Regions from separate parts of the Mus musculus genome. Here region 2 is linked to region 1. Evidence: chromatin contacts called from ENCODE Hi-C or POLR2A ChIA-PET data. All regions are on one chromosome and are shown on one strand. The core of a region is the stretch at or near the end of the contact, and the rest is flanking DNA. Distances in the headings are between cores, read along the strand shown.

What was found. Hi-C counts contacts between places; a loop is a spot of excess contacts on that map. ChIA-PET counts read pairs that join two places held with the same protein, here RNA polymerase II (POLR2A).
Region 2: a map of adrenal gland shows a loop between it and region 1 (1.8-fold over the local background). The contact joins the promoter of Nfat5 here to the enhancer-like site in region 1. A Hi-C loop is called at or near these places in 1 of 37 maps with a recorded cell type or tissue (adrenal gland). POLR2A ChIA-PET finds 5 or more read pairs at or near these places in 1 of 5 experiments (embryonic stem cell).

The regions. Positions count from the first base shown.
Region 1 is chr8:107,218,966-107,223,908 of GRCm38, reverse strand. No RefSeq gene overlaps it. Among named protein-coding and RNA genes, the nearest start is that of 4930517G24Rik, 16 kb to the right of the region's middle. Within about 2 kb of position 1,873, at least 1 of the 3 ENCODE cell types and tissues checked has a DNase peak (open chromatin) inside an H3K27ac peak, as active enhancers do.
Region 2 is chr8:107,290,569-107,295,511 of GRCm38, reverse strand. Nfat5 (nuclear factor of activated T cells 5) reads right to left here and starts at 2,042. Exons shown (of 15, transcript NM_018823.2): 1 at 1,614-2,042. The coding sequence starts at 1,686.

The sequences.
Region 1 (4,943 bases), core at 624-3,123:
CCGGCCCCTGGACCTCACTTTAAGCATGAGACCCTAGATGTTCCATGACCCTTGCCAGCCCTGAGGGAGCCCCATCTACCATCTAGGACTCCAGTCCTCCGTCCCCTGCTCCTCCTGACAGTGCTTCCCAACCTTAGGCAGCTCCGACAACCATTTTCCCTTCTCTCTCCCAGACCCAGGATCAAAGATAATTTATGCAATCCCTACAGTTGCCTGAAGCAGAAACAAGGGTTCTGCATCAGAGGCACAGGAAAGAAACACCCATTGCCAAGGCACAGCCCAGAACTGGGGAGCAGAGCTCTGATTGAGGCCTCCCAGCCCCAGACTGGCTAGTCAAACCCAGGTGATGGATGACAAAGCATTTGCTCCACTGTTGCGCTCCCCCAGGCTTTCCCAGGCTACTGGGCTGCCATCCACAACCTCTTACTCAGGACCAGGCTCGAAGTCACCTTAACTCTCCTTTCCTCTCTCATTGCCTCCCTCCCACTCCCGCCCCAGTAACAGGGATTGAACCTCGGGCTTTGCGCATGCTGGGCAAGCCCTCTACCACTGAGGTATATCCGCAGGCCCTTTTCATTTTATCTATTGTTTTTACTTGTTTATTTGAGACAGGGTTTTTAATGTAACCAAAGGTGACCTTGAACTTCTCCTTCCCCTTCTCCACCTCCTGTGTGTTGAAATTATAGCTGTGCTCCCACCATGGCCAGGTTAAGTGGTGCTGGGAATTGAAGCCTGGTGTAGGCTAGCGAGCACTCTACCAGTTGAGCTATCATCGCCTTGGCCTTTTATTTTTGAGATAGGGTATCGTAAAGTTGCCTTGAACCTACTATGTAGCCCGAGTAGGCCTTGAGCCCATCCTCCTGCTTCAACCTTCCAAGCAGCTGGGAGTATAGTCCTGTATCCTCAGGCCCAGGCCCAGCCCTTCTTAAAGAGTGTAATATCTTTACTCTAAGCATAATCCATTAGGTTCATTATTCTTTATTCTATTAAAACTAGATAGGATGCATTTTCTGCTGTTCTTTGGCCCTGGGAAGCTGAGCCTTAAAAGCTCAGAAGAGCTCTCACTCACCCTCTGGTTTCTGGGTGAATGTGGCCTCTGTGTGAGTGGGGGAGAGGGTTGGGGGGAAGTTGGGGGGCACAGTTGCTGCTTCAAGAGAGCAACACGAAGACATCTGCTTCAGACTTGCATAATGGGGCAGCCACAGCCTCTGTGCCCCTAAGCAAAGCACTCTGGGCTCCCTTTGGCCCTTCAGCCCTAGAGAGCTAACAACTTCCTGTTACTGCAAGACCTAGGGTGCTTCGACTCTGGGCTTCTTGTATTAATCCCCCCACCCCCACCCCGCCACACCTCAGATAAACCTTTTTCAATGTACCTTCTATTTCCTGCTAGAACTAAGAATGTTGTTGGTTTGTTTTTTGTTTTGTTTTGTTTTTTTTTTAATCATGTACAAAGTTTCTATTTGGCATAAGCCAAAAAAAAAAAAAAAAAACGGAGCCTAATCATAGAATGTGGGGCAAAAGAGAGTCTGGAGAAAGGGAAGTTATTTTGGAAGGGGGAGATGTGTGGGCATCTCTCAATGCCTTGAAATCCAACATCAGGGCACGGGGAGGTAGCTTCTCCTTAATTTGATTCAGACACACACTGGGAGCCTGCTGTGTTGCAGAAACACTGCTCTGGATTATAGAACCCAGGACTATCAGGAGCAGGCCCGGAGTCTGAGAACCTTCCACTCAGGGACACTCAGCGCACGGCAGGATGAAGGCCCTGCAGTGCAATTGAACTTGACAGGCAGCCAACCAAGGCAAAGCCAGAAAGATAAGGGCCTAATCAGAGCACAGACAGATCAGTGGGAGGAGGCAGGCTCAGGCTCTCTCCCATCACTGGGGACCTGGGAAGACCTTGTGGGGTTGGGGGAGAAGGTTATATAGGCCTATGGGCAGCTCAGCCCCAAGCCACAGCAGACCCCCTCTACTTCTGGAAACCCTGGAAGTTTGTATTAGTAACTGCTCTAGACTGACATGCATTCTTCTTTCTCCATTCGACTCCACTGACTGGGAGCCTAACACATTCCTTTCCCAAACACACACACACACAAATATGCACAGACAGAGACAAAAAGACAGAGACACACACACATCATCATCATAATAATAAAGATTTAAAATTTTAAATTAATAACTTAAGTCAGGTCTGGAGATGTAGGCCCATATTCCCAGCTACTAGCAGATCATAATTCATCAGGCCTGCCAGGATAACTTAGTGAAACCTTATTCTAAAAACAAGAGGTTACAAGAAGAAGAAGAAGAAGAAGAAGAAGAAGAAGAAGAAGAAGAAGAGTAGGAGGAGGAGGAGGAGGAAGAGGAGGAGGAAGAAGAAGAGGAAGGAAGGAAGAAAGGAAGGAAGGAAGGAAGGAAGGAAGGAAGGAAGGAAGGAAGGAAGAAAAGAAAAGAGAAAAGGAAAGGCTCAGAAGACAACTCAGAGGCACAGCATTTTGTGTGAGGCTCTATGTTCCATTTATAGTACTGAAAATAATTAAATAAAAAAAATTAGCTTAGACTGGTGTCGTCAGTAGTCCCCAGCACTTAAAGGCTAAAGCAGAAAGATTATGAGTTCAAGGCCAGTTTGAGCTTTACAGAGAGACTCTGTCTCAAAATAATAATTATAATTATACCTATAATTATTATTATTATTAAAGTCTTCTCCTCAAGGAATGTCGGGGCTGGGGATATGAAAACCTGAATTTAGAGTTTGTATCCTGGGCTCAGGTTCTGGCATCCCCACCACCTGACTGTGGTTCCTCAGTGTTGACTGTTGGTTCTTGGTGAGTCAGGTTTTTCCTCCGTACGTGGAGGTGATCCTGGGGCCTCCCCTGTGTGTGCACTCTGAAATGTACTAGGTGGGAGATTCAAAACAAACTGCTAAGTGTTCCCTCTGGCTGGTTGAGGATGTTGCTAATCTGATCAATTTGAAGTCAAGAAATGTAAGTGCTTGGTGGTTGGTCTGCAAGAATTCTCATGTGGTTCCTGCAAGCGTCTGTGTATTTAGCCTCGGACAAGCTTAGACTGAGCCTCAGCTTAGCTGCAATAGAGGAGGATGATATGCCCCTCTGACTGTGTGTGTGTGTGTGTGTGTGTGTGTGTGTGTGTGTGTGTGCGCGCGTGCATGATCCTCACACATGCATGAACTCACATGAACAGACACACAGGTTACAGGACAACTCTCGGGTATTTCTCTCCTTCCACTGTGGATTCTGGGGCTCAAATTCAGGATGTCAAGCATATGTGGCAAGAGCTTTTACCACAAAGGCTTCTTGTCAGCCTTAAATTATTAGGATATTTAAGATTCATTTATTTAATTTTATGTGCATGTGTGTGTTTCTGTGTGTGGGTATATGCATGTGGATGCAGGTGTCAATCAGGCCAGAAGAGGACATCCTATCCCCTGAAGTTGGAATTCCAGGCAGTTATGGACCATCTGACGTGTTATTGGATCTGAACTCACAAGAGCAACAAGAACTCTTAACCGTTGAACCATCTCTCTGGATCCATAAGTTACCATTTTTAATAGGTTTCTTATGCAGAACAGTTTAGATTTACAGAAGAATTACATATATACCAGGTCCCATATGTCCCAAGCCCCATGATGTCGTTCCTCTTATATTGATACATTTGCTATGAGTTGTGCACCAAAGTTGATGTAGTATTATTCAAGTTCACCACTCATCCAGATTTCCCAGCTTCCCAGCCTCCCTTTGTGTCCTGGGATCCATCGTCCAGGTTTCACACTACAGTGAATTGCTTTATTCTCTTTAGATTCCTCTGGGCTGTGAAAATTGGTCAGAATTTCCTTATTTTTATTACTTTGACAATTATTTTAGTTTTTAAATTAAGAAACTGTTAGTTGCCTTACTTTACTTATCATAATGCCCTCTAGGTTCCTCTAGACTGTGTCGGAATTTTCTGTCTTGTTCAAAGATTAAAGAAAAAAATTGCCAGGCAGTGGTGAACATTTTTAATTTCAGCACTCGGGAGGAAGAGATGGGCAGATCTCTGAGTTTGAGGCCAGCCTGGTCTACAGAATGAGTTCCATGACAGATACACACACACACACACACACACACAGACACATATATACATACACATTATACACATGCATATGTACGTATATATACATGTCTCAAAAACTTAAAATACAATGATATATATATGTGTGTGTGTATATATATGTATATATATGCATATATATACATGTATATATATGCATATATATCACAAATGTGCACATGCACGAACCTTCCTGAGCAGCAGAGAGCATGATGGGAACACCTGGGAGACTGTGTTAGAGGACAGCTTGTTTATTAGGAGGGGCCAGAGGATAAATATTCCCTAGGGAAAATGGCAGGTTGGGTCCATGTAGTATGCTATTGTCTGGGGCCAATTGAAGATGCTTCATTTGCATATTTGGGAGCAGCAGGGGCCAGGGGAAGGAACCTTATAAGGTCATGCAGAAGGGAAGTCCAGATGCTTCAGGCCCACAGGTCAGATAAATGCTAACCAACCGTTGTAACTCTGGAGAAGTGTGAACATATCAGTTGCTATGTGCATGAGGGACATCAGTACCTGGGGAAGCCCATCTGCTGGAGTCTGCTAGCACCAGGGCAATGTGGGGGAGCAGCCAATCTCTTGCCACTCTCAGGCTGAGAATATCTGGGGTTTGGGAGCACGGTTCATACCCTTCTCAGTTCCTAGTCTGCACTGTGGGAGCACCCCTTCTGTTTTCTTTTCTTTTTTTTAAATAAGTGATATGATGAGATATCATAATCACTGGTCACCATTTGTATGAGGGTCTAGTATTGAGCCAGGGCCTGATTAGTGGCAATCCTGGTACAGTTGTTTATCTGTAGCTGTAGAAATTGAGTAAGGCAGAGGTCTAGGGTAAGGAA
Region 2 (4,943 bases), core at 793-3,292, 71 kb before region 1:
TCTCTTACATAACTATTATGTATTTTTAAGAGCCTAAGCCCATATTAGTTTAGTCTGCAAAAGGAAGGTTGGGTTGCTTCTACACTGGTCTCTAAAGCTAAACTTAGATTTTGATAAAGCATTTGTTTCATGGAAAATTATCTAATGATTACTGCCCAAATGGTATTACTGTCTTGACTATTTTTAGCATCCAATTGTGCATTAGCCCTATTCTAAGGATCATCTCTTGATATTTTCTCTTCTTTCTGACACTTCAAACTACAATATTTCTAAGCTACTTTAGGTAATATCTGAAAAACATCCTACAGGATAGTGACTGCCAACTAAATTCATCAAAGCAACAGACAATGGCCTGTAGTCTATAAAGTCTAGCACCTTCCAGGGCAAACCACATCCCTCTGATTCACTTCATATAAATACATTAACACCAGGCTTAGTCCTTCTCTACCCCAAAGAGGTGAAATTTTCTGGTGGGTTTGTAAAACCAAAAAAATAGGAGAAATGCTGGATTTCTTGGGAAAAGGGTTCACCATGGTTTATTTGTAAAAAAAAATATAAAAGAACTGTCTTTAGCCTCCTTCCACTGGTATAAGAAATGAGTACAGATGGGGGCATTTTTGATTTGATACCCCTTGCAAGGGGAACCTGTTCTGACACATTCTTGTGGTGTCCAGTGTAGGAATTTAACCCCAGCAGAGATCACCTCAAGTATTAATGTTTTAGATGCTGGGAATCCCCTGCAGGCCTTAGCCAAAGTAGTTTTAAATGGGATTTTCTGTTCATTGCCTCCTCTCTGCACGAAGCCCTTGAACAGCAACAGAAGAGAATTTTTCTCAAAGGGCAGGACTGTGCCCGAGCCTGGTACTCCAGGGAGAGGAATACAAGTACTCCAAGGAGGGCATCCCTATCTTTGTAAAAGAGAAGTAATTAGAATGTCACGGAGGTGGAAAGAGAGAAAGAAGATTGGGGCCTTTTCCAGGCAAGAAGATGACGAGGAAAGGAAGAACGCCTGGCCGAGGGGGGCCGTCCCGACATGGGGAGGGAGTGGACTAGGCCGGGGAAGGGGGGGGAGTAGGACGACCGCGCACAAACAAGACCAGAGGGAGAAAAAAAAAAAAATGGTGACCCTGAGCTCCGAAGCCCCTCGGGGCCACGCAGCCCGGCGTGGGGCAACTTTGCCAAAGAGGAGAGTCCGGGGGACACGAGCCGCGGCGCCCCGATTCCACCCCCCCTCCCCGGTGTCCCCAGCAGCGGGACCAGTGGGGTGATTCCCGAGCCGGGGGAGGACTGGGCCGGCAGTCCGCCGAGTGTGGTGGAGTCCGGACCCGCCGACCGGCAGGTTGCGAACCTCCGGGACCGCAGAGGACTCTGGGGGGCGCGCGGACCCTAAGCCCCCCGCCGCGCCGCCGCGCCGCGCCGCGCTGGGGAGGGGGGCGCCGCTCGGCAGCTCCGGGATCACCCCTGGCCCTCCGCGGCCAGCCCAGGACTCTCGTGAGGGGCAAGCCCGCCCGAGCCCGGCCCCGACGGGGGACCCCCCCACCCCAGCCCGGGACTCCGCGCGCTCGCGCTCCCCGCCCCCACGCCCCACCCCCCCACCCCCCCATCTGACTCACCTCGCGAGTACAGGGACTTGGGCGATTCCAGGTCTAGGTCCGCGCTGAGCAATGAGATGAAGTCCGAGGGCATCGCAGCTCGACCCAGCCCGGCCCGAGGGCAGCGGGAGGGGGGGAGCGGCGGTGGCGGCGGCACCTCCTCTCCGGGATCCGCGGGCACCGAACCGGGGGCGGTGAGGCGAGGGCGGCAGCCGCTGCCTCCTCCTCCTCCTCGAGGGCAGTCACTTCCCACCCGGCCGAGCGATGAGAAGGGCGGCGGAGTGGAGGGAACAGCTCTGCGGAGTGGAGAACTGACTCCCGGTGAGTCCAGAGACCAGAAGCTTCGGACCGGGGAAAGGGGAAGAGGGAGAGCCAAACGGGTCCGTTTCGGGCTTCTCCTCAGCGCACACTGACGGCCGCCGCCACCGCCGGCGCCGCTGACAGGAATCTGAGCCCCGCCCCCTCGTGGGGCACTGCGCACGCGCGGAGGGGGGGAGGTCCGGGAGCCCGGAAGAGCCTGGCGGCCGGCGGAGGGCGGACAGGCGCGCCACGGAACAGCATCAACAAGGGCTTCGCTTCCTGCCGTCGCTGCTGCGGCCGCTGCTGATCCCGGGCTGGGAAAGGGCCCCGCCAGCCAGCAGGGAGGGTGGAGGGAGGCGGCCTGGCTTCTGGGGCCCTGAGAAGGGAAAAGATTTTTTTTTTTTTTTTTTTTTTTTGCCTCGACCTGGTGGCGGCGAGCCTGAGGCGGCCGGCCCTGCTCCGTGGTGTACTTAGGAGGACACAGACCCTGGGGGACCTGGATGTCAGCCAGGAGGGGAAAAGCCCTCCAGGGACTTGCAGCGATCGAGGCCCGCTCGCTGGAGCTCAGCACTGGGGAATGGAGTTCCACAGCTTGGACAGCAACCGGGCCCTTCGGGGTTTTTCATAGCAGTGTCTGCAGTGAGCTGGTCAAGGGGCTATCAGACTCACTTTTTAATTAAGAAAGGGCAAGCCATACTCACCACCACCACCACCATCACGAGTTACCAAGTTTTGTTTGTGGATTTTGTTGTTGTTGTTCCTGTTCGTGGATTTTTTTGTTGTTGATGATTTCTGTTGGCCCACTCTGGCCTGGAGCTCACTATGTAGATCAGGCTGGCCTCAAACTCACAGAGCTGTGCTTGCCCCTGCCGGTCAGAAGTCACCATGCTCGGCTATTGATTCTTTTTAATGAAAATATTTTCCCCCCACGTTACCCACCACACCAAATTTACGGCGACTGCATTTATTTATTTATTTAGACAGGTGATTTTGTTATGTAGGTCTAGCTGGCCTGCAATTCGCTGTGTAGATTTAGACTGGCCTCAATTTTAGGGCAGTTCTCCTGACTCAGCTTTTCGAATGCTGGGATTACAGAAGAGTACCACCATGCCTGGCTTTGATTTTTGTTGTTGTTGTTGTTTAAGTTTATGTATAATGATGTCTCTGATAGTGAATGGTCGAATTTACTCCGGAGTGGAAAATAAAAGACAATTTAAAAATGGGATCATGTGAGTCCACATGGCTTGTGTGTAATGCACACGCGTGCGTGGGGTAGGGGGAGAGAAGTAAGCAAACATACTCTTCCACACGGGTTTTCATTTTTTTCACTGTGCTAAGGGAGAATGGAGGGAAAACATGTAAATGAGATTTTTTTGGCTGCTCTGTTCTCGGGGGCTAAAAGTTTCCGTTGCAAAAACACATCCTCACCTCCACCACAGACTGTTTCCTGACTCTTAATAGACTTTTGGGAAATTTTTAATCGAGTTATTAAAATATCAATTTGAGCACAGGGTGCGCATCTTGGAAAATAATTTTTAATTCTGTGTGGGATTTTGATGCCAACAGCCACGTGGGCAGTGTTTTTCAGGTGTTAAAGATGCCTTGATGTATGTTACTGTGTCTACAAAGCTGGTCACAAATCCTAAAACCCTGCGGATGTACCCATATAAATCCCTAACAAAGTTTTGCCTCTGTGATTTTGGGCACTTTATTGTGACTTGGAATGCTGGAGTTGGGGAAGAGTCTCTGAGCAAGGGAGGCCCCAGTGCAGGCAGCTCTGGGGTGGGCCCTTTAGCAAGCTTAACCTACAGACCTAGAATTTACATTTGTGTTATCAGAAACCACCTATCCTTTCATCTGAACATCTGATACAGGCTGCCTGATTATCTTCACTGAATTCTTAGTGATAATTAATGAACCCTGTGAGCATTTTCATCAGTCACAAGGAAGGTTTTTTGAGCCACCCCAACACATAGCAGAGCAAAACAGGAAACTACCCTCAAAATTCTATGGCCACTGTACTCTGTTGTAACACGTCCCAAGGGAAGTCCCTTCATAGCTGCTAAGAGACCCGCTCATTTGATAAGAGAAGATTCAAACCTCCTATTGCCTAACACGCTAAGGCCAATTGAAATCCTATAGCTTTGAGTTGGAGTAAAACATTGGTTGGTGACCTAGCCCTTCCATTAGTCACTACATAATACATGAAGAGGAAATTACAATGGACCAGGCTGAGCCTCAGTACTGAGAAAGCGAGGTGAATCACTAAGCATAGTCCTTTCTCCAAACCTATGAGATTGAAACACACTTAGGGTATAGGAAATCCCCTTTCTGACCCTAGTTAACAAGTCAAGAAGGGCCAAGGCCTCTTCCCCTTTCAGCTCTTCTCTGCCCTTTACTCAAAGTTTTTCCATTATGCTTTCTGTTGATCAGATTTTCTCTGCTTAGAGAATAGCGAAGTGAAGAGGGATCCTCCAAAGTGTGACTAAGTGTGACTTGTCTTTGACAGTTAATTCTCTAGACTGGCACTCTGCAGGCTCAGGACCTACCACCCCAACAGGCGCTGCACTGAATACTGTGTGTGTGTGTAATATTTTTGAGACAGACTCTCTCTGTAGCCTAGGTTGGCCTACCTTTTCAGTATGTACATCAGGTTGTCCTCAAACACCCAGTGGTCCTCCTGTCTCAGCCTCCAGGTGCTGAAATTATATCCATGAGCCACATGCAGAGCAAACATTTGCTATAACTAAATGGATGAAAATTCAAAGCCCCTCCTTCAATGGATACATTCTTCAAAAAACTGTTTCAATTGAATCTTTAAGATGTATGCCTTATTGTATGCATATGTGCCTACTTGTGGGCAGATGCGCCCTGGTGCACTTTTTGAGTCAGAGGAAAACTTTGTGAGATGAGTTCTCTCCTTCCACCTTTACATTGGGTTTCAAGGATCGTTGAGCATCTCCCCAGCCCTGATTTAGAAGGAGAATTTTTGTTTCCATGCTTTGCAGCAATGTAGAAACCTAGATTTACACCAAACACGTTGGCCCATAA